Regions from separate parts of the Homo sapiens genome. Here regions 2 and 3 are each linked to region 1. The links are chromatin loops, found by intact Hi-C in ENCODE. Cell type or tissue: Caco-2. All regions are shown on one strand. Links, peaks and the distances in the headings refer to the core of each region. The heading gives the core; the rest is flanking DNA.

What was found. Hi-C counts contacts between places; a loop is a spot of excess contacts. Peaks named below come from ENCODE experiments on the same cell type or tissue, not always from the same donor. Only the 100,000 strongest peaks of a DNase experiment are listed, where the experiment ranks them.
Region 2: it touches region 1 in a loop (2.2-fold over the local background); 1 of 110 quality-filtered maps calls a loop at or near these places.
Region 3: a loop joins it to region 1, with 1.9 times the contacts of the local background. A loop is called at or near these places in 1 of 110 quality-filtered maps.

What each region holds. Positions count from the first base shown.
Region 1 is chr20:45,625,894-45,633,974 of GRCh38, reverse strand. It overlaps WFDC9 (WAP four-disulfide core domain 9), which reads left to right and starts at 2,691. Exons shown (of 5, transcript NM_147198.4): 1 at 2,691-2,772. It overlaps WFDC10A (WAP four-disulfide core domain 10A), which reads right to left and starts at 4,236. Exons shown (of 2, transcript NM_080753.3): 1 at 4,071-4,236; 2 at 2,779-3,105. The coding sequence starts at 4,161. The coding sequence ends at 2,957. In Caco-2, for the core only: a CTCF peak has its summit at 4,285; a DNase peak (open chromatin) is centred at 4,304.
Region 2 is chr20:45,670,616-45,678,696 of GRCh38, reverse strand. No RefSeq gene overlaps it. Among named protein-coding and RNA genes, the nearest start is that of WFDC11, 4.4 kb to the right of the region's middle. In Caco-2, for the core only: no CTCF peak of the experiment used is centred there; no DNase peak of the experiment used is centred there.
Region 3 is chr20:45,740,571-45,748,651 of GRCh38, reverse strand. It overlaps the pseudogene HNRNPA1P3. Among named protein-coding and RNA genes, the nearest start is that of SPINT4, 22 kb to the right of the region's middle. In Caco-2, for the core only: no CTCF peak of the experiment used is centred there; no DNase peak of the experiment used is centred there.

The sequences.
Region 1 (8,081 bases), core at 2,749-6,748:
CATTACCTTTAACTTAAAGTCACCAGCTGCATTAGCCCCTAACAAGAGAGTCAGCCTATCCTTTCAAGTTTCGAAGCCAGGCATTGACTTTTGCTCTCTAGTTATGAAAGTCTTAGATGGCATCTTCTTCCTACAGAAGGCTTATTTTTCCACACTGAAGATCTATTGTTTAATTTAGACATCTTCATCACTTTGCAAGATCTTCTGGGTAACTTGCTGCAACTTCTACCTTAGCACTTGCTGCTTCACTTTGCACTTTTATATTACGGAGATGGCTTCTTTCTTTAAACCTCATGAAATAATTTCTGCTAACTTCCAACTTTTCTTCTGCAGCTTTCTCACCTCTTTCAGCCTTCATAATATTGGAGGGAGCTAGAGCCTTTCTCTGGTTAGGTTTTTGGCTTAAGGGAATGTGGTGGCTAGTTTGATCTTCTGCCCAGACCACTAAAATTTTCTCCATATCAGCAATAAGGTTGTTTTGCTTTCTTATCATCCATGTGTTCACTAGAGTAGCACTTTTAATTTCCCTCAACAACTTTTCCTTTGCATTCATATCTTGGCTAACTGGCACAAGAGGCCTAGCTTTTGGCATATCTTTGCTGTTGACATGCCTTCCTAACTGTAATCATTTCCAGCTTTTCATTTAAAGTGAGAGACATAGAACCCTTCCTATCACTTGAACACGTAGAGACCATTGTGGAGTTATTAATTGGCCTAATTTTAATATTGTTATGTCTCAGGAAATAGAGAGGCCTGAGGAGAGGGAGAGAGATGGGGAAATGGCCAGTTGTTGGAGCAGTCAGAACACACACACAACATTTATCCATTAATCATTTTTTAGGGGCGCAGTTCATAGTGTCCCAAAACAATTACAACAGTAATAACCAAGATTATGGATGACAGATCATCACAACAGATATGATAATAAAACAAGTTTGAAATTTTTTTTTTGAGATGGAGTTTCGCTCTTGTTGCCCAGGCTGCAGTGCTATGGCAAGATCTCAGCTCACTGCAACCTTCACCTCCCAGGTTCAAGCGATTCTCTTGCCTCAGTCTCCCAAGTAACTGGGATTACAGGCATGCGCCACCACACTCAGCTAATTTTGTATTTTTATTAAAGACGGAGTTTCACCATGTTGGTCAGGCTGGTCTCGAACTCCTGACCTCAGGTGATTCACCTGCCTTGGCCTCCCGAGTGCTGAGATTGCAGGCATGAGCCACTGCGCCTAGCAAGTTTGAAATATTTTGAGAATTACCAAAATGTGACACAGAGACATGAAGTAAGCACATGCTGTTAGAAAAATGGTGCCAGATGACTTGCTCGATGCAGAGTTGCCACAAACCTTCAATTTGTATGAAACGCTATAGCTGTGAAGTGCAATAGAGCAAGGCTCAATAAAACAAGATATGCCTGTAGTGTCTAGTAGGCATGTTTGGGGGTGGCTTGAGAGGATGCTTGGTAAGGGAGGCTATCCAAGGAAACACCAAATAAGGTCTCTTGGAGATCATGCCCTTACAGCCCACAGAGTACATCTGATGGTGTCTGTGTTGATGGTTGATCATGATCTCTTTCCTAAGACCTCCTTGTCCAAGGGAAGCTCTTGAGAAAGGTGAAGACAAGCCTGAGATACCCAGAGCCCGGTGATGCCTCAGAGGTGGCTCACAGCCTCTGGTCTGATGAAGGAAGTTTTCTTCTCTGATGTCTCTTTCATTGAATGGCCCAGCAAGAAGCACTAGACTGGAGCATAACACTGCACACCTGCCTCTGGGCATGGCCTATCCTCCTGAAACCTCTTCACATTTGGCTTCATGTCCCAGTTAGCTACATGTGACCCAACCCTGGATCTAGCCCCAGGATCATTTCAGAGGAGTTGCGATTGCAGAGTGGGAGATTCTGTACCACACTGATTAATTTCCACCAACTCACAGTAGGATGACAGGGAAGACCCATAGCCACTCTGTGCCAATTACTCCTTAGCAACAGCAGCATGAACCACCTGTTCCACATCCCTTAGTGTTCCTCTTGATCTAAAGAAAAGAGAATGAACCAGCCCCTAAGGAAGAGGGCTTGGGAAAGATAAGGACTATTCAGTTAATGGAAGGTGCTGGAGTGTCAGATCCTGAGGCCCAAAATGGGTCCCATCAGAGGAGTAGCCATATTGGTGGGTGCTGGATAGGAGGAGCTTTGGGGTTGGTGCAGGCACTCACTCTCACTAGGATGCCTCTGGTCTCAGGTAATGGAGAGAAGTGAGGAAAAAGTGATCCTAGAGGAAACACCCTCTTCCAGTCACATCATATCCTCTCACTCTCTTGTGGCCTTGGGCTTGCTGGACTTCCTGGGACTCATTATCCTAATGATAGACAGTAATCTGAACCTTACAGAGAGATTGGGGAGCATAGGATGGCGGTGCACCAAGGCTAAGGAGACCAAAGCAGTGCTTGGGGGCCTCCCACTCTTTATCTCGGGTTCTAACTGCCACCCATCTCATGCTTAATGGGTCCTTCTGACTCCAGGGTGAGAAATGTTCTCCTTAGCATCAGGAGATGCTGCACATGAGCAGTTCCTCCCCCTGGGAGTACTGGTTCAGTGAGCAAAACAGCAAGGGGCTGGGCATCCTGAGGGCTGGCAGGGATACGTGGGCCAAAGAGGGAGAGGGAGGGTAGAGAAGCATAGCCAGGGAGAGAAATTGAACACCAGGACGCAAGACAAGTGGGGCATCTGTAGGGGCCACAGTGAGCTCTCAATGATCATCTGTAGTGGCAGCAAAAGAGGTAGGATCCCTGGGCATTTGTTCTGGTTTATTTGACAGGGACAAGGGGTTCAGACAGTAGAGAGGGCGGCATTCCTGTTGATGTTCTTATGCTGGTGACTTGAGGTCCTTGTGCTTCGGATGTGGGCACAGTCTTGGATAGAGGAGTTGGGAAGCAGGATGCACATCCCAGCCCACTCTCCCACTCACAGGATGCTCATGCAAACATTCCCACAGTAGGTAGAACAGCATATGTTATTTGCTTGACAATCTCGGTGAGATTCACATAAGTGTTTGCATAGATATAGTTTAGGCTGCTGCTGGCAGACTTTGATTTCTGGGGATAGCTGTGTTTCTGACAAGGAGAATAGAACGGTAAATAAACGCAGTTTCCTAGAGAACATTTTTCTCAAGCTGAAGCCTCCTCCAAGACCCTTGAACCCAGGTCTCAGTCATGATACTCCTGGATTCCTTCTTCATAGAACTACCTTCCTGCCCATCACCAAATCCTAGTGATTGGTCATATTTTAAATCCTGTCTCTCCACTGTACACCTTACCCCATTAGACCACAATGCCTGGGCTTCCTGGACCTTCTCCACACACCAGCAATCAGAACTCCATCTCCCTTACTAGTCATGGCCTTGGTGAAGTCACCACCAAAGAATCTACAGTCTGATCCTGAGAGCTCAAAGAAGCATGAGACATCTTTCAAACTCTCTCCTAGTCTCTGAATAGTAGAATTCAGAGATGAGGATCAACATGCCTCTTGTCTCTCCCTCTCTTCTGCTCACTGTCACTGTCTCTAGTCTTCCTGCCCCTTCTTTAGTTCCCTTTCCACCACCACTCTCCTTGCCCCTTTGATGATAACCTTAACTTGGCTCTGTGTACCCCAACTTTTGCTTGTCTTATGTCCTATTTCCCTACACTTATACCCATTCTACACCTACACCTACCGTCATAACCACTTCTGAATCTTTACTCCTCACAAATGTGCATAAATCAAATAATAATTGTCTTGCTTTCCCCACTGGATTCTCAGCCCTGGTGCGCCTTTCACTATGGGATGTGCCATTTCTCTCTAAGTATTGAGAAGGAACAGCAAAATATGCAGGTTTCTTCTTCATTCCCATTACTATTCCCAGGGCCAGCTAAGGGGCTGGAGGGCCATGGTTTAGGGACAGTCCAGAGTCTACACAACATTGTGGTCAGAGCTGGATATGCAGAGAGTTTCCAACTCCTAGGTCCTACTCAGACTGGACACAGGCCCTCCATTCCCCCTACCCAATTCCCCCTCACCCATCCAGCAGCCCATCACCTACTCTGCATCCTCTTCTTGTCACGGTATCCTCCCTGGGCCTGCAGCAGCAGCACACAGAGAACCAGGACAGGCAGCAGAGTCTGGGGTGCCATGACTCTGATCAGATCGTGAGCCCTATGTCTGGCCAGGTTGTCACAGACTTCCCTGCAGAGCTGTCTACGGAGAGTGAAGGAAGGAAAGAAGGAATGATCTTTAGCTCCTCACTGCCTCTACTGGCCAAGTCGGAGCAGAGCAAGAGAGTCCTTCCTCTTTTTGCTTGCCCCTGGCCTTGTCGTTCGTCATGTGGGATAGGGCTTCCGCAGGAATGACGCCTCCTCCTTTCACATAACCAGTCTTGTGTTCTTGCCGATAGAATGAAAGATATCATTTATTTCTGCTTTCTAATTACAAAATGTTTTATGGAAAAAAGAAAAGAAAAAATATATTGTTAAAAAGAGTTGCTTAGAATTAACTGATGTTTCATTGCATTATCTTTTAGTTTCTCTCCATATTTAATATAAACAATCCTTTTAATATAAACAACTTTTGTTATCTATTTTTGCCACCCTTATTTAATCATGTAAGTATTTCTCAAAATGTGGATTTTCATAATTGCACAGCTCTCAAATGCTAATAATCAAGTATTTGTATTGTACTAATTACTAATAATCTAGAGAATGTCATATTATTTTTATTTATAAATCTTTGATTTCTTTAGACTAAGAGAGCTAGAATTCCTGAGTGAAAGAGTAAGTAGCTGTTTCATATATAAATGTATATAAACACATACACAGATATACATATACAAATTTAAACACACATAAACACACAGAAAGAGAGACTATTGTAGGGCATGGGACAGAAGGGCTAGTGGAGAAACATAGTAAATATCTTAGAGCTCAGACAGGGGGAGAGACCTATCAGTCAAAGGCTTGGCAGGCTGTCCAGGAGGAGGTGGTCACTGACCTTGAATATCATGAAGGAAATGAACTCTCAGAAGTGAAGATGTTTCTTCTTCCCTAACAGGAGAAAGAGGGGACAACCTAGGGTCACTGGACTCCCAGTAGGCATGCAAGCTGGGAAGAAGATCACCCTCTTCCTCTGATGATGATAATCTTCTAAAGATTTGAACCTCTTTCTGACATTCTGAACTCCTAATGCAGACTCCTTCAGTCCACAGTTGTAATTTACATTCAAAGGAAGCTCTCTAGCCTTTCCCCCATATCTCACCTTATGCACCTTCCTCTGTATCCTTTGCGATATCCTTTATAATTCAAAAATTCTGATATTTGTACCTATAGTTTACAGAGTGGTATTTGACCCTTCCCAAAGGCTCTCTCTTTCCTAGTTTTTCTTTTTGTCCACTCATAAATGAACAATTTAGAGACTGGACACTGTCATAACTATCCTAGCAAAGAGGGGTTATATAGAGGAGAATCATCATCTCAAATAGAAGCTGCATTTTCCTTACCCAAGCATCTTGCAGCCAGTGCCACAATGTAAATATTTTGGCTAACAGACTTGTCACTACTAGGTCAAGACCCTAAGAAGATGGCAAGTCTCTTTCACACTCTTTTTCTTTTCCACCAGCTCAGTATAGATGACAACAAGGTTCTAGAGCCTAGTGAAGCCAAAAGGTGAAAGGAGCCTGGGTCCTTGACTTCTTTTATCACATGAAAAAAGGATACCCATTGTTTTAGAATACTCATTTTGAATTATTATTTGAGCAAGAAATAAAAAGTATATTGTATTTCAGTTATTATGTGATGGAGGCTTTCTGTTAAAGCAGTCTAGTCAACATTGTGGCAGGCTCAAGTACTGACATTTATAAGGGGAAAGATTTATGGGTATATAGAAGGTCTATACTTTATACATTCAAATTATTGATAGAGTAGTAAATTTAGTAAAGAGATGGGTAATTTGAACATTATGATTAATAAGCTTGACTTAATTAAAATATACAGAAGTCTGCATAGAAAAACTAGAGGAACACATTTTTCTCAAGCACAAATAAAACATGTACAAAAAGTGACTATACATTAGGCTATAAAAAAAGTCTGAACAAAATTTTAAAGAATTACATCACAAAGGACATAGTTTCAGACTATAATGGAAATAATTAGAAATTAGTCTAAAAAAAGACAATTACTCAAAACTGAACAGAAATTTCAAATTAAAATATATAAGTCAGAGCTTCCAGGTGGCTACCACTGAACACTTAGAGGTTGTTGGAGAGCAGCATGCTCATGGAGGGCATGGAAGCTCTCTAGCCTTTCCCCATATCTCACCTTATGCACCTCTTCCTCTGTATCCTTTGTGATATCCTTTATAATTCAAAAACCTAGAGGAAATGGATAAATTCTTGAACACATACAACCTACCACACTGAACCAAAAAGAAACAGAAGAACCTGAACAGACGAATAACAAGTAAGGAGATTGAATCAGTAATAAAAAGTCTCCCCTGAAACAAAAGTCCAGAACCATATGGCTTTACCACCAAATTCTATGACCCTTTAAATATAAATTAATACCAATTCTTCTCAAACTATTCCAAAAAATTGATGCGGCAGGAATTCTTCTTAGCTCAATTTTATGAGGCCCACATAACCTTAATACCAAAACCAGACAATAACAAGACAGCATAAAGAAACCCACAGGCCAATATTCCTGATGAAAATAGGTGCAAAAATCCTCAACAAAATACTAACAAACCCAATTCAACAACACATCAAAAAGATAATGTGGCATGATCAAGTGGGATTTATCATACGAATGCAAGAATGGCTCAATGTACACAAATCAATAAATGTGATACTTCACATCAACAGAATCAGGGACAAAACCATACGGTAATCTCAGTAGATACAGAAAAAGCATTTGATAAAATTCAACACCACTTTATGATAAAAACTTTCAATAAATTATGTATGAAAGGAAAGCACCTCCACATAATAAAGATCATATATGACAAACCCACAGCTAACAATATACTTAACGGTGAAAAGCTGAAAACTTTTCCTCTAAGAACTGAAACAAGATATAGAGGAAAGGCTAGGGAGCCTCCATGCCCCTCCATGAGCATGCTGCTCACTTTACCCACTCTTATTCAACGTAGTACTGGAAGTCCTAGTTAGATCAATCATGAAAGAGAAAACAATAAAGGACATCAAAATTGGAAAAGAGGAAGTCACATTTACCCTGTTTGCAGACAAGCTCTTATGTAGAGAAAAACTTAGACTCTACCAAGAAACCTGTAGAACTCATAAAGAAATTCAGTAAAGTTACAGGATACAAAATAAACATACAAGTCAGTGGTGTTTCTATGCACAATGAACTAGTTAAAAAAAGAGACCAAGAGGGCAATCCCATTTATAACAGCTACAAATAAATACCTAGGAATAAATTTAACCAAGGAGATAAAAGACTTCTACATTGAAAACTACAAAACACTGATAAAAGAAATTGAAGAGGATACAAACAAATGGAAAAACTTCCCATGCTCATGGATGGAAGGAGTTAATATTGTTAAAATTACCATACTACCCTAAACCATCTACAGAGTCAATGCAATCCCTATTAAAATACCAGTGACATTCTTCACAGTAATATAAAATAAATCCTAAAATATGTATGGAACCACAAACATCCTAGAATAGCCAAAGCAATCCTTAACAAAAAGAACAAAGCTGGAGGGAACAGGTTTCAAGACTTCTAAATATACTACCAAGCTCTAGTAACCAAAATAGCATAGCACTGGCATAAAAACAGACACGTAGACTAATGGAATAGAATAGAGAACTTAGGGCCAGGTGCAGTGGCTCATGCCTATAATCCCAGCACTTTGGGAGACCGAGGCAGGTGGATCACATGAGGTCAGGTGTTCGAGATCAGCCTGGCCAACATAGCAAAACCCCATCTCTACTAAAAGTACAAAAATTAGACGAACATGGTGGTGCATACCTGTAGTCCCAGCTACTCTACTCTGGAGGCTGAGGCAGGAGAATCACTTGAACCTGGGAGGCAGAGGTTGC
Region 2 (8,081 bases), core at 1,980-5,979, 45 kb before region 1:
GGACAAAATTTATGGGAAGGCCCAAATCCACAAAGCCCAGGTGCACATGTGAAGCTTTTCCCTGGCCCAGAAACAACTAAAAGGTCAAGATTTTCAGTACCCACCTAAGTTTTTCCCACACTGAGAAACAATAGTAGGGCAGCAATATTGTTCCAGGGCATTTAAGCTGTGGTGCTCACTATAAGTTTTCCTTACACTGGGAAACAATGACAGGGCAATGAGTTAGGTCCAGTGCAATGTTTTAGTTCTGATGCTCACTATTAAGCCCTCTCTACAGTGTAAAGCAACAACAGGCCAGTGTTTAAGTTCTAATACTAAGAAGTAAAGGTCTAACACCATGAAAGAGCACCTGCAAAAGCTGGAAGAGTTGGCAGTCGCCTCAAATATGCAGGCATCCATGTAAAGATACAAGGCTTGTGAAAACTCAGAAATATTCAATACCATCAAAAGAAATCAACAAAGCTCCAGGAATGGTCCCAGAAGAATTGAAGATTTATAGAAACAATGAAAAAAAAAACCAAGCAATAGAAATAGAAATACTAGTAATAAAGAATAAAATAATTGAACTGAAAAACTCATTATAAAGCTTCAACAGCAGACTTGAGCAAACAGAGGAATTAGCAAGCTTGAAGACAGAACATTTGAAATCACCAATCAGAGGAACAAAAAGAGAAAAAAAAGAATGAAGAAGGTCTACAAGAACTATGGGACATCATCAGGCAAATTAACCTCTGCATAATTAGAATTCCTAGAGAAGACAAGAGAGAAAGGGCCCACAAAGCATATTTAAAGAAATAATGGCTGAAAATTTCCCAAATCTGGAGAAAGATGACAGCATCCAGGTGCAGGAAGCTCAGAAGTCACCAATGAAATTCAACCCAAACAGGAAATCCACAAGGCATATAATAATAAAATTATCAAAAATCAAAGACAGAAAGAATACTCAAAGTAGCAAGAAAAAAGAAACATATTACATTAGATGAAGCCTCAATATGGCTTTCATAGAAACCCTGATGACCAGATGACAGTGAGATGTTATATTCAAAGTGCTGAAGGAAAAACCTGCTAACCCTCAAAAATCTACCCTTCAAACATGAAGGAGAGATTAGAGACTTTCCCAAACAAGCAAAAGCTGAGAGAATTCACCAACACTAAGCTTGTCTTATAAAAAATGCTAAAAGGACTGTTTCATGTGAGGGCCATATGTGCAAAGTGTCCCCCAAATGCTGAAGGAGCCAAGAAACCAAAAAAACAACCAGAGAAATCCAGTTTGTCAGTAAAGTGTGTTTTTACTAGAAGAACTTACAGACAGCTATCCTATGTTCACGGACTGGAAGAATCAAAATTGGCAAAATGTCCATACTATCCAAAGTGATGTACAGATTCAATGCAATCCATATTAACATTCTAATGTCATTCTTCACAGAAACAGAAAGAAATAATCTGAAGCTTCACATGGAACCACTGGAAACCCAGAATAGCCAAAGACAAATTTACCAAAAAGAAAAAGATAGAGGTATCACACTGCTGGATTTCAAAATGTATTACAAAGGTATAGTAATAAAAACAGCATGCTATTGGCATAAAAACAGACACAGCAACTGATGGAATAGGTTAGAGATTTCAGAAATAAGCCCATACGTTTATGGTCAATTGATTTTCAACAAGGGCCCAAAGAACACACAATGGGGAAAGGACAGTACCTTCAATAATTGGTGTGGGCAAAACTATATCTATATGCAGAAGAATGAAAGTGGACCCTTATCTTACCTCTTATACTAGAATGAACTCAAAATGAATCATAGACTTAAATGTAAGACATGAAACCGTAAAAACTACTAGAAGAAAACATAGTGGGAAAGCTTCATGACATTGGTCTTGGCAGTGATTTATTGGATATGATCTCCCAAAGCACAAGCAACAAAAGCAAAAATAGGGGAATAATATTGTATTAAACTAAAAGCCTTCTGCCCAGCAAAGGAAACAACACAGTGAAGACATAACCCACATATTGGGAGAAACTATTTGGATGATAAATCAGATAAGGAGCCAATATCCAAAATATGTAAGAAACTCAAACTACTCAAAACAAGAAAACAACCCTATTTAAAAAATGGGCAGAGGACCTGAGTAGACATTTCTCAAAAGAAGACATACAAATGTCCAACAGATATATGAAAAAATGCTCAACATTTCTTATTTATTTATTTTTACTTGTTGCTGACAAAGCTCAGATCAACATTTTTAATCATCAGAGAAATGCGAATAAAAACCACAATGAAATATTACTTCACGCCTGGTAGATTGGCTATTATCAACAGTATGAAAGATAAATGTTGGCAAGTATGTGGAGAAAAGGGAATCCTTGCACACTGTTGGTGGGAATGTAGATTGGTTCAGCCATTTTGGAAAACAGCATGGAGGGTCCTCAGAAAATGAAAACTAGAATTATCATATGTTCCAGCAATCCCACTTCTGAGTATATGTCCAAAGACATTGAAGTCAGCATGTCAAAACATATCTGCACTCCAATGTTCACTGTAGCATTATTCACAATAGCCAAGATATGGAATCAACCTAGGTATTCATCATCAGATAAATGGATTAAAATGTGGTATATATAAACAGTGGACTACTATTTAGCCTTAAAAAAGGAAATTCTGTTATTTGTCACAACATGGATGAACCTGGAGAACATTATGATAAGTGAAATAAGCCTGGCACAGAAAGGCAAATAATGCATAACCTCACTTATATGTGGACTCTAAAATTAAAGTCCAACTCACAGAAGTAGAGAGTGGAATGGTAGTTACCAGAAGCTGGAGGAGGGGGTGAACCAGGAAAGGGAATCTGTTGATGAAAGGATACAAAGTTTTGATTAGACAGAAGAAATAAACTTTAGGGGTCTATTTCACAGAATGGTGATTATGATAAATAGTAACACATTATGTATTTTAAAATTACTAAAAGAGTAGATTTTAAATATTTTTACCACATTACAAAAGATAACTATGTCAGGTGATAGATTTGTTAATTAGCTTGATTTAATAATTCACAATGTAAACATGTCAAAACATCACCTTGTACCTCATAAATATATACCATTATTATTTGTCAATTAAAAATAAAATTTAAAGAAGGAATTGGATTGAACACACTGGCAAAAAAAGTTGGTACAACACAAAATTACTCAAAAGTTTAGTAAATTTTAAAATTTACTAAAAATTAAAGTTTTAATTGCACGGTTCCTTTGTTCTCCACTTTGTGTACTATTACCATTAATTACTGACAATAAATCTACTTGAGACGATGTTAAAAAACCACATCATTTAGCTCACTTAATTATAATATTAGGCAATGAGATATACTCTATTATTACAGGCATACCTCATTTTATTGTGCCTCTTAGATATTGCAGGTGCAAATTGAAGATTTGTGGCAACCCTGACTTGAACAAGTTTATCAGTGCTATTTTTTTTTATTTTTTATTTTTTTTAGACGGAGTCTTGCTCTGTCGCCCAGGCTGGAGTGCAGTGGCACAATCTCGTCTCACTGCAAGCTCCGCCTCCCGGGTTCATGCCATTCTCTTGCCTCAGCCTCCTGAGTAGCTGGGACTACAGGTGCTCGCTACCACACCCGGCTAAATTTTTGTATTTTTAGTAGAGATGGGGTTTAACCGTGTTAGCCAGGATGGTCTCGATCTCCTGACCTCATGATCCGCCCGCCTCGGCCTCCCAAAGCGCTGGGATCACAGGCATGAGCCACGGCGCCCAGCCTTCAGTGTCATTATTTGAAAAGCATGTGATCATTTAGTGGCTCTGTGTCACATTTTGGTAATTTTCATAATATTTCAAACATTTTCATGATTATTGTATCTGTTATTATGACCTATGATCAGTGATCCTTGATTGTAATTGTTTGGGGGCACTGTGCCCTTATAAGATGATGAGCTTAATTGATAAATATGTGTGTTCTGACTGCTTCACTGACCAGCTCTTTCCCTATCCCTCTCCCTCTTCTTGGGCCTTCGTATTCTCTGAGACACAACAATATTGAAATTAGACCAATTAATAACCCCGCAATGGTCTCCAAGTGTTCAAATGAAAGGAAGAGTCACACATCTCTCACTTTAAATCAAAAGCTAGGAATGATAAAGCTTAGTGAGGAAGGCATGTCGAAAGCTGAGACAGGCTGAAAACTAGGTCACTTGCATCAGTTAGCCAAGTTGGGAATGCAAAGAAAAAGTTCTTGAATGAAATCAAAAGGGCGACTCCAGTGAACACATGAATGATAAGAGGAAAAACAGCCTTTTGCTGATATGAAGAAAGTTTTAGTGGTCTGAATAGAACGTCAAACCATCCACAATATTCTCTTAAGATAAAGCCTAATCCAGAGAAAGACTATAACCCTCTTCAATTCTATTGAGGCTGAGAGGTGAGGAAGCTGCAGAAGAAAAGTTAGCAGTGGTTGGTTCATGAGGTTAAGAAAGAAGCCATCCCCATAAAATAAAAGAGCAAGGTGAAGCAGCAAGCAATGATGTAGAAACTGCAGCAAGTTACCCAGAAGATCTAGTTAAGATAAGCGATGAAGGTGTCTACGCTAAACAACAGATGTTCAATGTGGAGGAAGCAGCCTTCTGTTGGAAGAAGATGCCATCTAGGACTTCATAGCTAGAGAGCACAGGACAGCTCTTTTGTTAGGGGCTGGTGCAGCTGGTGACCTTAAGTTGAAGCCAATGCTCATCTACCATTCTGAAAATCCGCAGGCCCTTCAGAATTGTACAAAATATATTCTGCCTGCACTCTATAAATGAAACAACCAAGCCTGGATGATAGCACATCTATTTACATGATGATTTATATTAAATCCGTGTTCGAGACCTACTGCTCAGAAAAGAAGTTGCCTTTCAAAATATTACTGCACGTTGACAATGTGCCTGGTCATTCATGAGCTCTGATGGAGATGTACAAGATTAGTGTTGTTTTCATGCTCGCTAACACAACATCCATTCTTCAGCTCCTAGAGCAAGGGACAATTTTGACTTTCAAGTCTTATTGTTTAAAAAATACATTTTATAAGGCCATAGATGCCATAGATAGTGATTTCGCTGATGGATCTTGGCAAAGTAAGTTGAAAACCTTCTGGAAATAATTCACCATTCTAGATGAACATTCATGATTGGCAGGAGGAGGTCAAAATATCAACACTAAAAGAAGTTTTGGAGAAATTGATTCCAACTCTCATGAATCACTTTTAAGGGTGTAAGACCTCAGTGGAGTAAGTAACCTCAGCTGTGGTGGAAATAACAAGAGAACTAAAGTTGAGCCCAAAGATGTGATTGAATTCCTGGAATCTCATGATAAAACCTGAATGGATGAGCAAAGAATGTGGTTTATTGAGATGGAAACTTCTCCTAGTAAGCATGCTGAGGAAGAAAATGAATTGTTGAAATGACAACAAATGATTTAGAATGTCACATAAACTTAGTTGATAAAGCTATCAACTTTATCAACTTTATCAACTTTATCAAATCCTTATGAGAGGATTTGAGAGGATTGACTCTAATTTTGAAAGAAGTTCTACTGTGGGCAAAATGCTATCAAACAACATTGCATGCTACTGCACAATTGTTTGTGAAGGGCAATCAATCAATGTGGCAAACTTCATTGTCTTATTTTAAGAAATTTCTGCAGCTACCCTAACTTTCAGCAGCCACCACCCTGATGAGTCAGCAGCCATCAACACTGAGGCAAGGCCTTCCACTAACAAGAAGATTTTGACTTGCTGAAGGTTCAGATGATGTTAACATTTTGAGCAATAAAGTATTTTTCTTCTTTTTTTTTGCCTTGCCAACTTTTAGGTTCAAGGAGTACATGTGCAGGTTTGTTAGATGGATAAATTGTGTGTTGTGGGAGTTTGGTGTACAGATAATTTTGCCATCCAGGTAATAAGCATAATCCATGATAGGTAGTTTTTCAATCCGACTCTCATACCAACTTCCACCCTAAAATAGGTCCCAGTGTCTAGTGTTCCCTTCTTTGTGCCCGTGTGTACTCAATGGTTAGCTCACACTTATGTGAGAATGTGTGGTATTTGGTTTTCTGTTCCTGCTTAATTTGCTTAGGATAATGGCCTCCAGCTCCATCCATGTTGCTGCAAAGGCCATGATCTCATTTTTAAAAATAGGTAGTATTTCATGGTGTATACATACCACATGTTCTTTATCGAGTCCACCATTGATGGGCACCCTAGGTTGATTCCATGTCTTTGCTATTGTGAACAGTGCTGTGATGAACATACGCAGGCATATGTCTTTATGGTAGAACAATTTCTATTCTCTTGGATATATACTTAGTAATGGAATTGCTGGGTCAAATGGTAGTTCTATTTTAAGTTCTCTGAGAAATCTCCAGACTGCTTTTCACAGTGGCTGAAATAATTTACACCACCAGCTCTGCACAAGCATTCCCTTTTCTCCCTCACCAGCCATTCTGACTGGTGTGAGATAATATCTCATTGTGGTTTTGAATTGCATTTCCCTAATGATTAGTGATACTGAGCATTTTTATCATATGCTTTTTGGCCACATTATGTCTTCTTTTGAGAAGGGTCTGTTCATGTCCTTTACCCATTAAAATTTTTTTTTGTTTTTTGCTTGTTGATTTAAGTTCTTTATAGATTCTGGATATTAGATCTTTGTTGGATGCATAGTTTGCAAATATTTGTTCCCATTCTGTAGGTTGTCTTTTACTCTGTTGATAGTTTCTTTTCCAGTGTAGAAGCTCTTTAGTTTAATTAGGTCCCACTTGTCAATTTTTGTTTTGGTTGCAATTGCTTGTAGAGTTTTTATCATGAAGTCTTTGCCTGGGCCAATGTCCAGAATGGTATTTTCTAGATTTTCTTCTAGGGTCTTTATAGCTTTAGATTTTACATTTAAGTCTTTAATCCATCTTGTATTGATTTTTGTATGTGGTAAAAAGTGGGGGTCCAGTTTCATTCTTCTGCATATGGTTAGCCAGTTATGCCAGTAGCATTTATTGAATAGGAAGTCCTTTTCCCATTGATTGTTTTTGTCAGCTTCATTGAAGATCAGACAGTTGTAGGTGTGTAGCTTTATTTCTGGGTTCTCTATTCTGTTTCATTTGTTAATGATTCTCATTTTGTACCAGTACCATGCTGTTTTGGTTACTGTAGGCTTGTAGTATAGTTTGAAGTCTGGAAGTATAATGCCTCCAGCTTTGGTCTTTTTGCTTAGAATTGTTTTGGCTATCCAGGCCCTTTTTGCTTCCAAATGCATTTTCAAATGGCTTTTTCTGATTCTGTGAAAAATGTTGGTAGTTTGTATATAGGAATAACATTGAATCCGTAAATTGTTTTGGGCAGTATGACTATTTTAACAATATTGACCCTTCCTATCCATGAGCATAGAATGTTTTTCTGTTTGTTTGTGTTGTCTCTGATACAGTGTTTTATAATTCTCATTGTAAAGCTCTTTCACCTCCCTGTTTAGCTGTATTCCTAGGTATTTTATTCTTATTGTGGCTATTGTGAGTGGGATTGCATTCTTGATTTGACTCTCAGCTTGGACATATTTCTATGCATTTCATACGATTGAAATGCTGCTAGAAATGCTGATTTTTGTACATTGATTTTGTATCTTGAACCTTTGCTGAAGTGGTTTATCAGATCTAGAAGCTTTGGGCAGAGACTACAGGGTTTTCTAGGCTTATATTGTCTGTGAATATTGTCTGTCAAACATAGTTTGACTTCCTCTCTTCCTATTTAGATGACTTTTATTTCTTTCTCATGCATGATTGCTCTGGCTAGGACTTCAATACTATATTGAGTAGGAGTGGCAAGAGTGGGCATCCTTGTCTTGTTCCGCTTCTCAAGAGGAACGCTTCCAGCTTTTGTCAATTCATTATGATGTTGGCTGTGGGATTGTCAGAGTTGACTGTTACTATTTTGTGGTATGTACCTTTGATGTCTGGTTTGTTGAGGGTTTTTAACATGAAAAGATGTTAAATTTTATCAAAAGCCTCTTCTGCATCTATTAAGATGATCTTTTTTTAAAGTTTGGT
Region 3 (8,081 bases), core at 1,980-5,979, 120 kb before region 1:
ACTGAAATCTCATGGTTAAAACTTAAGTTGATTCTGCTTTCTGTCTTCCTCCTTCTCCACTCCATAGAGGAAACTCAATGTAATTCTCTGAATCAGATGTCCTAGAGCCATACGGTTTGAGATAAAAAGGAGACTTGATTCTAATTACTGGCAGCAACATCACCCAGGCTGCCCAGACCTCCCTCTCCTTCACAGTGTCACATTGGTCTGCCCTTTCTGTTTTTCTTTACCTCCAAGATGTCCACTTTCACGTAACTGTTTTCTGAGTTGTGGAGGAAATATGTTCCCTGAAGGTGTGTGGAGAAGCATGGACAAGATGAGGAGCCATAGAGAAAAGTGAGCCCATTCAGGCTTCATGATGTTGCAGACAGCAGATAGAAGAATCCCGGACTTGACTGAAATATCTGAAGGGTTAGCTGTCCTTCTCATGTGAGGAGTTGAATTCATATCTCTGATTTTTATCTTTCCAGGGCTTAAGCCTGGGCAGAGTTCTGGTGCATCCAGAATCAGCCTTGTGAGCAGAACAGTTAAGTTCTTGGGTACCCAGCCATGTAGCTTGAAAGACCATGCTTTACCAGAACCCTACTGATTAACCTCAGCCTTCCCCCCTTCTTTCCTCCACATCTAGGGATCATGACCACTATTGCTCGGGACATCAACATCTCTATAATGAACAGTTGTAAATAAATTCTTACCAATGCTTTAATATATACATGTGAATACTTGAAAGCAAATTAACTAAGGCTTGAACCTAAGAAACTGGAACAAAACAGCAAAGTAAGTAAAGAGAAAGTAGAGGATAATTGAAGAAAGTAGTTGAAATTAGTGAATTAGAAAAAAAGAAACACTAAAATTGCCAAATAAAACTAAAAGTTTGTATTTTAAAAATACCATTAAAATAGACAAAACTGCCAATAATGGCTGGAAAAAACATAGAAGAAATAAACACGTTCGGTAATAGAAATGTGAAATGGATAGAACTCAAACACGGAGGAGAGGAAAAATTTACCAGGAAATAGTCTTGCTCCTGATCTTAAAGGAAAACTTTTTAATTTCTCCCATTAAGTATGATGTTATCTCGGGATTTTTCATAAATGTGCTTTTTTAGGTTGAGGAAGTTCTATTCTTAATTTGAGGAGTGTTTTTATCATAAAAGGTTGACAGATTTTTGTCAATTTTTTTTTCTGTGTCTATTGAGTTGATTATGTTGGTTATGCCCTTTGCTCTGTTAAAGTGGTATATTACATTGATTTTTGCATGCTTGAATAACCTGGCATTCTTGGGACAAATTCCATTGGATTTCATTATGGCATATAATCTTTTTTTATATGTGGCTGAATCTTTTTACTAATATTTTTTGAGAATTTTTGTGCCTATATTCATAGGGACTATTGGTCTGTAGTTTTCTTTTTTATGATATCTTTGTCTGTAGTACTGGCCTCATAGAATGAGTTGGAAAGTATTCCATCCTCTTCTATATTTTGGAAGAGTTTGTAAATGATTAGAGTTAATTCTGTAAAAGTTTGGTAGAGTTCTCCATTGAAATCATCTGAGCTTGGGATTTCCTTTGTGGAATATTTTTTGATTAGTGATTTGGTGTCTACTCTTTACAGATCTATTCAGATTTCCCATTTATTTTAAGTCAGTTTTGGTAGTTGTTATCTTTTTAAGAATTCGTTCATTTCATCTAAGTTATCTAATTTTTTAGCATACAGATATTCCCAGGATTCCTTTATAATCATTTTTATTTCTGTATGAGGTAGCGGACGTGTTTGCTTCCACCAAGAGCATGTGCCTTGTCCAGCTTAAGTATGGCTGTCGGTATCCCTGGGCAGCAACCCCTCCTGGCTCAGTGTGGAGACAGGAATCTGCTAGGGCTCTGTAGCCAACTTGCTAGGCCTCAGTCTGTCCAGCACTAGTTTAAGAGTGGGAGAATCTAGCTTCAAACTGCGCCTCTGCTTGTGATCTTGCACAAGCCTCTACCTGGCTTTGGGCTTTGGCACCCATCTTGGCTGATTGATTAAGATGCCCTACAAGTTTCCTTTTAGTTTTGACAATGTTTCCTGTATTCACCTAGGGCAGGGATTCTAAACTGGTTTTAGATATTAGGGGCCTCTTTGAGAATTGTTTGCCCTTTTCTTAGAAACATGCTTGACTGGGTGCAGTGGCTCACACCTGTAATCCCAGCACTTTGGGAGGGGGAGGCAGGCAGATCACTTGAGGCCAGGAGTTCAAGACCAACCTAGCCAACATGGTGAAACCCCGTCTCTACTAAAAATACAAAAATTAGCTGGGCATGGTGGTGTGTGCCTGTAATCCTGGCTACTTGGGAGCCTGAGGCAGTAGAATCGCTGGAACCTGGGAGACAGAGGCTGCAGTGAGCAGAGATCATGCCACTGCACTCCAGCCTAGGTGACAGAGTGAGACTCCATCTTAAAAAAAAAAAAAATTACAATACTGTGAATAGCCACAGCTTAGAAGTTACGAAAGCCCAGTCGAAGCAAGAGATGGGTAGTACTTCATCTAGCCAAAGAGTTCGAAGTGGTTCTGGAAATTTTGGTGGTGGTCCTGGAGGTGGCTTCAGTGGGAATGACAATTTTGGTCGTGGAGGAAACTTCAGTGGTTGTGGTGGCTTTGGTGGCAGCCATGGTGGTGGTGGATATGGTGGCAGTGGGAATGGCTATAATGCATTTGGTAATGATGGAAGTAATTTTGGAGGTAGTGGAAGCTACAATGATTTTGACAATTACAAAAATCAGTCTTCAAATTTTGGAATCATGAAGGGAGGCAACTTTGGAGGCAGAAGCTCTGACCCCTATGGTGGTGGAGGACAATACTTTGCCAAACCACAAAACCAAGGTGGCCATGGAGGTTCCAGTAGCAGTAGTAGCTATGGCAGTGGCAGAAGATTTTAATTACTGCCGGGAAACAAAGCTTAGCAGGAGAGGAGAGCCAGAGAAGTGACAGGGAAGCTACAGGTTACAACAGATTTGTGAATGCAGCCAAGCACAGTGGTGGCAGGGCCTAGCTGCTACAAAGAAGACATGCTTTAGACAAATATTCATGTGTATAGGCAAAAAACTCAAGGACTATATTTGTGACTAATTGAATAACATGTTATTTTAGTTTCAGTTCTGTGGAAAGTATAAAGCATTCCAACAAAGGGTTTTAAAGTAGATTTTTTTTTTGCACCCATGCTGTTGATTGCTAAATGTCATAGTCTGATAATGATGCTGAGTAAATCTGTCTTTTCTTTTTGTAAAATGTACTTCTAGTTATAATTTTTGTTTTAAAGTCTATGTATTAGGGTACTCCAGAGGAACAGAATCAATGAAACAAAACCAATGTTAGGGAATTGGCTTGTGTGATTGTAGGGATGGACAAATCTGAAATTTGCAGGGCATGCTGGCAGGCTGGAGGTTCAGGAATGTGTTGATGTTGCAGTTTTGAGTTCAAAGGCAGTCTGGAGTCAGAATACCTCCTTCCTCTGTGGGACCTCAGCCTATTTCCTCTTAAGGCTTTCAACTGATTGGATGAGGCCCACCTGCATCATGAAGGGTAATCTCTTTTACTCAGTCTACTAATTTAAATATCAATCATATACACACACATATATACATGTATATATATACACATATACATATGTATATGTGTATATATGTATATATATACACATATATATGTATGTATATATACACACATATATGTATGTATATGTACACACATATATGTATGTATATGTACACACATATATGTATGTATATGTATATATATATGTGTGTATATATATGTTTTTAGAGATGGAATCTCACTCTATTGCCAAGGCTGGAGTGCAATGGCGCTATCTCGGCTTACTACAACCTCTGCTGCCTGTGTTCAAGCAATTCTCCTGCCTCAGCCTCCCAAGTAGCTAGGATTACAGGCACCCACAACCACACCTGGCTAATTTTTTGTATTTTTAGTAGAGATGAGGTTTCACTACGTTGGCCAGGCTGGTTTCGAACTCCTGACCTCAGGTGATCCACCCGCTTTGTAATCCCATAGTGCTGGGATTACAGGCATGAGCCACCATGGCCAGCCAGCATCCTAATTTTTCTTTGTAGAACTGCCCTTTCATGTAATGGACTCTCAGTCACAGTGTCCATTATTTCTCATGAGTGTAGACAGAAACAACTCATGAATGGGAGGATTGGGAGCTGTGAGTATTTGGGTAAGAGTGAGGGAGGCCAGGCACGGTGGCTTACGCCTGTAATCCCAGTACTTTGGGAGGCCAAGGTGGGCGGATCACAAGGTCAGGAGATTGAGACCATCCTGGCTAACAAGGTGAAACCCCGTCTCTACTAAAAACACAAAAAATTAGCCAGGCGTGATGGCGGGCACCTGTAGTCCCAGCTACTCGGGAGGCTGAGGTAGGAGAATGACGTGAACCCGGGAGGTGGAGCTTGCAGTGAGCCGAGGTGGTGCCACTGCACTCCAGCCTGGGCGACAGAGTGAGACTCTGTCTCAAAAAAAAAAAAAAAAAAAAAAAAGAGTGAGGGAATCCAGGGTTTTAATGTTCAAGGATTTTGGTTCATATTGGGCAAATCTTAATTCAATTCTCTTATTAGTGTGAAGATTTGCCTTGCTAAGGAAATAAATTATTATTTTCCATTTGGGCATTATAAATGAGAAGGTATTTAAAAGGTCCAGCTAGTATAAATAAAGTATCAATTCTGTTATATATCCTGACACTATAGCTCCATAAGATTAATAACATAAATTCTATGTAGCACCAAATGTAGGGAACCTCAATATAGATATAGCCAGGACATTATCTTTGAAAAAATGTTAAACTTGCATTTTTACCTTTCCAATAACTCTGAATGATTTTGCATATTTGAATTCTATTGTGTTAGTTTTGATCCTGTCCTGCATGTTAGCATAATCAATATACAGATATTTAGTTTCTCTGTTGTATAATATATTGTTAAAGGGAGCCAAATAAGATACGATTCTTTTTTTCAAGGTTTTCATAAAGAAGTTGTATAAAAGAGTTGAAATCTGATTTTATAGTCAATGGGTAGAGGCTAACTGTCTGGTGTTGGCAAGACTACATTCCCCACAGTGTGGAGAAAGGTTAGGACCAGAGCTTTGAGTAAAAGGAATCTGAAGGTGCTGGTTCCATGTTTCCAACAAAGCTAATGTTTTTGCTCCTCCATATCACCAGCTTCATTGTTCCAATTAAGATAAGGCTGGGTGGTGGCAGGGTTGAGTGGCAAAGACCCTAGGCTACAATGGCGGGATAAATATGTTCCCAAGTGCCAGATGCCTTGTGTTCTGCCCGTGTGTGTTGAGAAGGAGGGCTTCCTAATGACAGTATTATTTAAATGTTGGGTTCCTGAAGTGCCTGTATGATCATGTGTGAGTGTGGGAGTGAATATTTTGAGCTGCATGTCCCCAGGGAGAGATGATATGTTCCATTCGAGAGTGTGGGCCTTAAGACATTGAGTGAAAATGTTATGAGATGGAAAACAGTGAGGATCATTAACTTCCTGTTTGTTTGGTAAAGGCCTGTGAAGGAAAGATGCTTGAGAAAATCTTGGAGTACCCATTGAACCCATAAGCAGTTCATTAAAAAAAAAAAAAAAAAGGACTCTACATTTTACCAGGTATACTATGGCCCTAAAGGTGCAAGTAAGTTTTATGAGCAAGTAGATTATATTCCCAGCCCATGAAATATCCCGTTTTTGTTGTGTTGTCACAGAATTTGAAATCCACACTTATGGCTTCTTTGAGAATTCCTGAAGACCAGATGTCTAATGTTGGAAAAATTGTTGCCTGGTTTGCGCAAGTTCTCCAGTGAAATGTGTTTTAGGACTAATTGTAAACAAGCTGCTTTAACTCATTTGCCCTGAAGGACAGCGGGGAATGAAAAATTTCCCAGTAGGCAGAACTTGAGGAAAATGCATTCTTGTCTATTTTACCTGCAAGCAAAGATAGCCTAATTCATGGATTTGGGAGTGGTTGGAATGACCTTGTATTGCAAGGGTAGCGGAATAAGTAAGACTAGAAAGTTGGTGAGAACAAGTTTTAGAGAAGGACAATGTGAATGGAAATTCTATTATGACATATTAATTTGTCAAGAATAATTTATTGACAGCTGGGTGCAATGGCTCACGCTTATAATACCAGCACTTTGGGAGGCTGAAGCAGGAGGATGTCTTAAGCCCAGGGGTAGGAGACCAACCTGGGCAACATAGTGAAACCCTGTCTACACACACACACACACACACACACACACACACACACACACACACAGAATAATTTGTTGGGCCGGGCGCGGTGACTCACGCCTGTAATCCCAGCACTTTGGGAGGCCGACATGGGTGGATCACGAGGTCGGGAGATCGAGACCATCCCGGCCAACAGGGTGAAACCCTGTCTTTACTAAAAATACAAAAATTAGCTGGATATGGTGGCATGTGCTGGTAATCCCAGCTACTTGGGAGGCTGAGGCAGGAGAATCACTTGAACCAGGGAGTCGGAGGTTGCAGTGAGCCGAGATCGCGCCACTGTACTCCAGCCTGGTGACAGAGCAAGACTCCATCTAAAAAAAAAAAATTTGTTGAATAAATGGATCTATAATGTGAGATTATTCATGTTTCATGTAACTGTTTATCAGGGGTCCTCAGTATAGAAGATATCCTTAATAATCAGATGGACCAGATATGTCACTCTGTAAATTCCATCTATCTTCTTGCTCAGGCAGTCCATTAACCAAGTAATGGGCTTGATATAGCCATAGTCTTAGACACAGAAACTGTGCATAAATTTAACCCAAGTGACTTTCAACTTTTAAGTGTCCTTGTTGGTATGATACTAATTTAGTCCCATGTTACAAAAGAACCAAATAGATCATTTGGGACATTTTTCCTCATTACTATGCTGTTATAATGAACTTAGACTCGGTTTTTTATTGTACTTAAATATACATCACATAAAGTTTACCTATTTATTTATTTATTTAGACAGCGTCTCATTCTGTTACCCAGGCTGGAGTGCAGTGGTGCCATCTCAGCTCACTGCAACCTTTGCCTCCCAGGCTCAAGTGATTCTCCTGCCTCAGTGTCCCAAGTAGCTGGGATTACAGGTGTGTGCCATGACACCCACCCAATTTTTAGTAGAGATGGGGTTTCACCATGTAGGCCAGATTGGTCTTGAACTCTGGACCTCAGGTGATCGCCATCCTCAGCCTCCCAAAGTGCTAGGATTACAGGCGTGAGCCACCACACCTGGCCAAATTTACCATTTTAACCATTTTAAAGTGTACATTTCAGTGACATTAAGTACATTCACATTGTTGTGGATTCCTTACCACTGTTCATCTTCAGAACTTGAAAAAAAAATTACCTGGTCCAAAATGTCATGTTTTTCAGGTTTTTTTTTTGAGACAGGGTCTTGCTCTGTCACCTAGGCTAGACTGCAGTGGTGCAGTCATGACTCACTGCAGTTTTGACCACCTGAGCTCAAGTGATCCTCTTGTCTCAGCCTCCCAAAGTGCTGAAATTATGTGTGTGAGCCACCATGCCCAGCCTATACTTTTTTTTTTTTTAAACACAGGATCTCACTCTGGTTGCCCAGGCTGGAATGTAGTGGTGTGATCCCAGCTTACTGCAGGTTTGATCTCCCCCGCTCAGGTGATTCTCCCACCTCAGCCTTCTGAGTAGCTGGGATTACAAGCATGTGCCACCATGCCTGGATAATTTTGTATTTTTAGTAGGGATGGATTTCACTATGTTGCTCAGGCTGGTCTCAAACTCCTGGACTCAAGCAATCTGCTCGCCTCAGCCTCCCAGAGTGCTGGGATTACAGGCATAAGCCACCGTGCCTGACCTAGAATTTTGTAATCATCCCATTAGATTTGCTTTTTTCATCCACCATATCTTGTTAATATCAGCTTTGATGGGCTTGTCCAATACCTTATGGTCATCTTAGCAAATAATACTATATTGTTCCTGCCTGTTTTAGGAACTTACTTCCCACTACAAGAAGTAAGAAAATATATTAGTGCTTATGTATCTACTTACCTAGTGTATTACCAT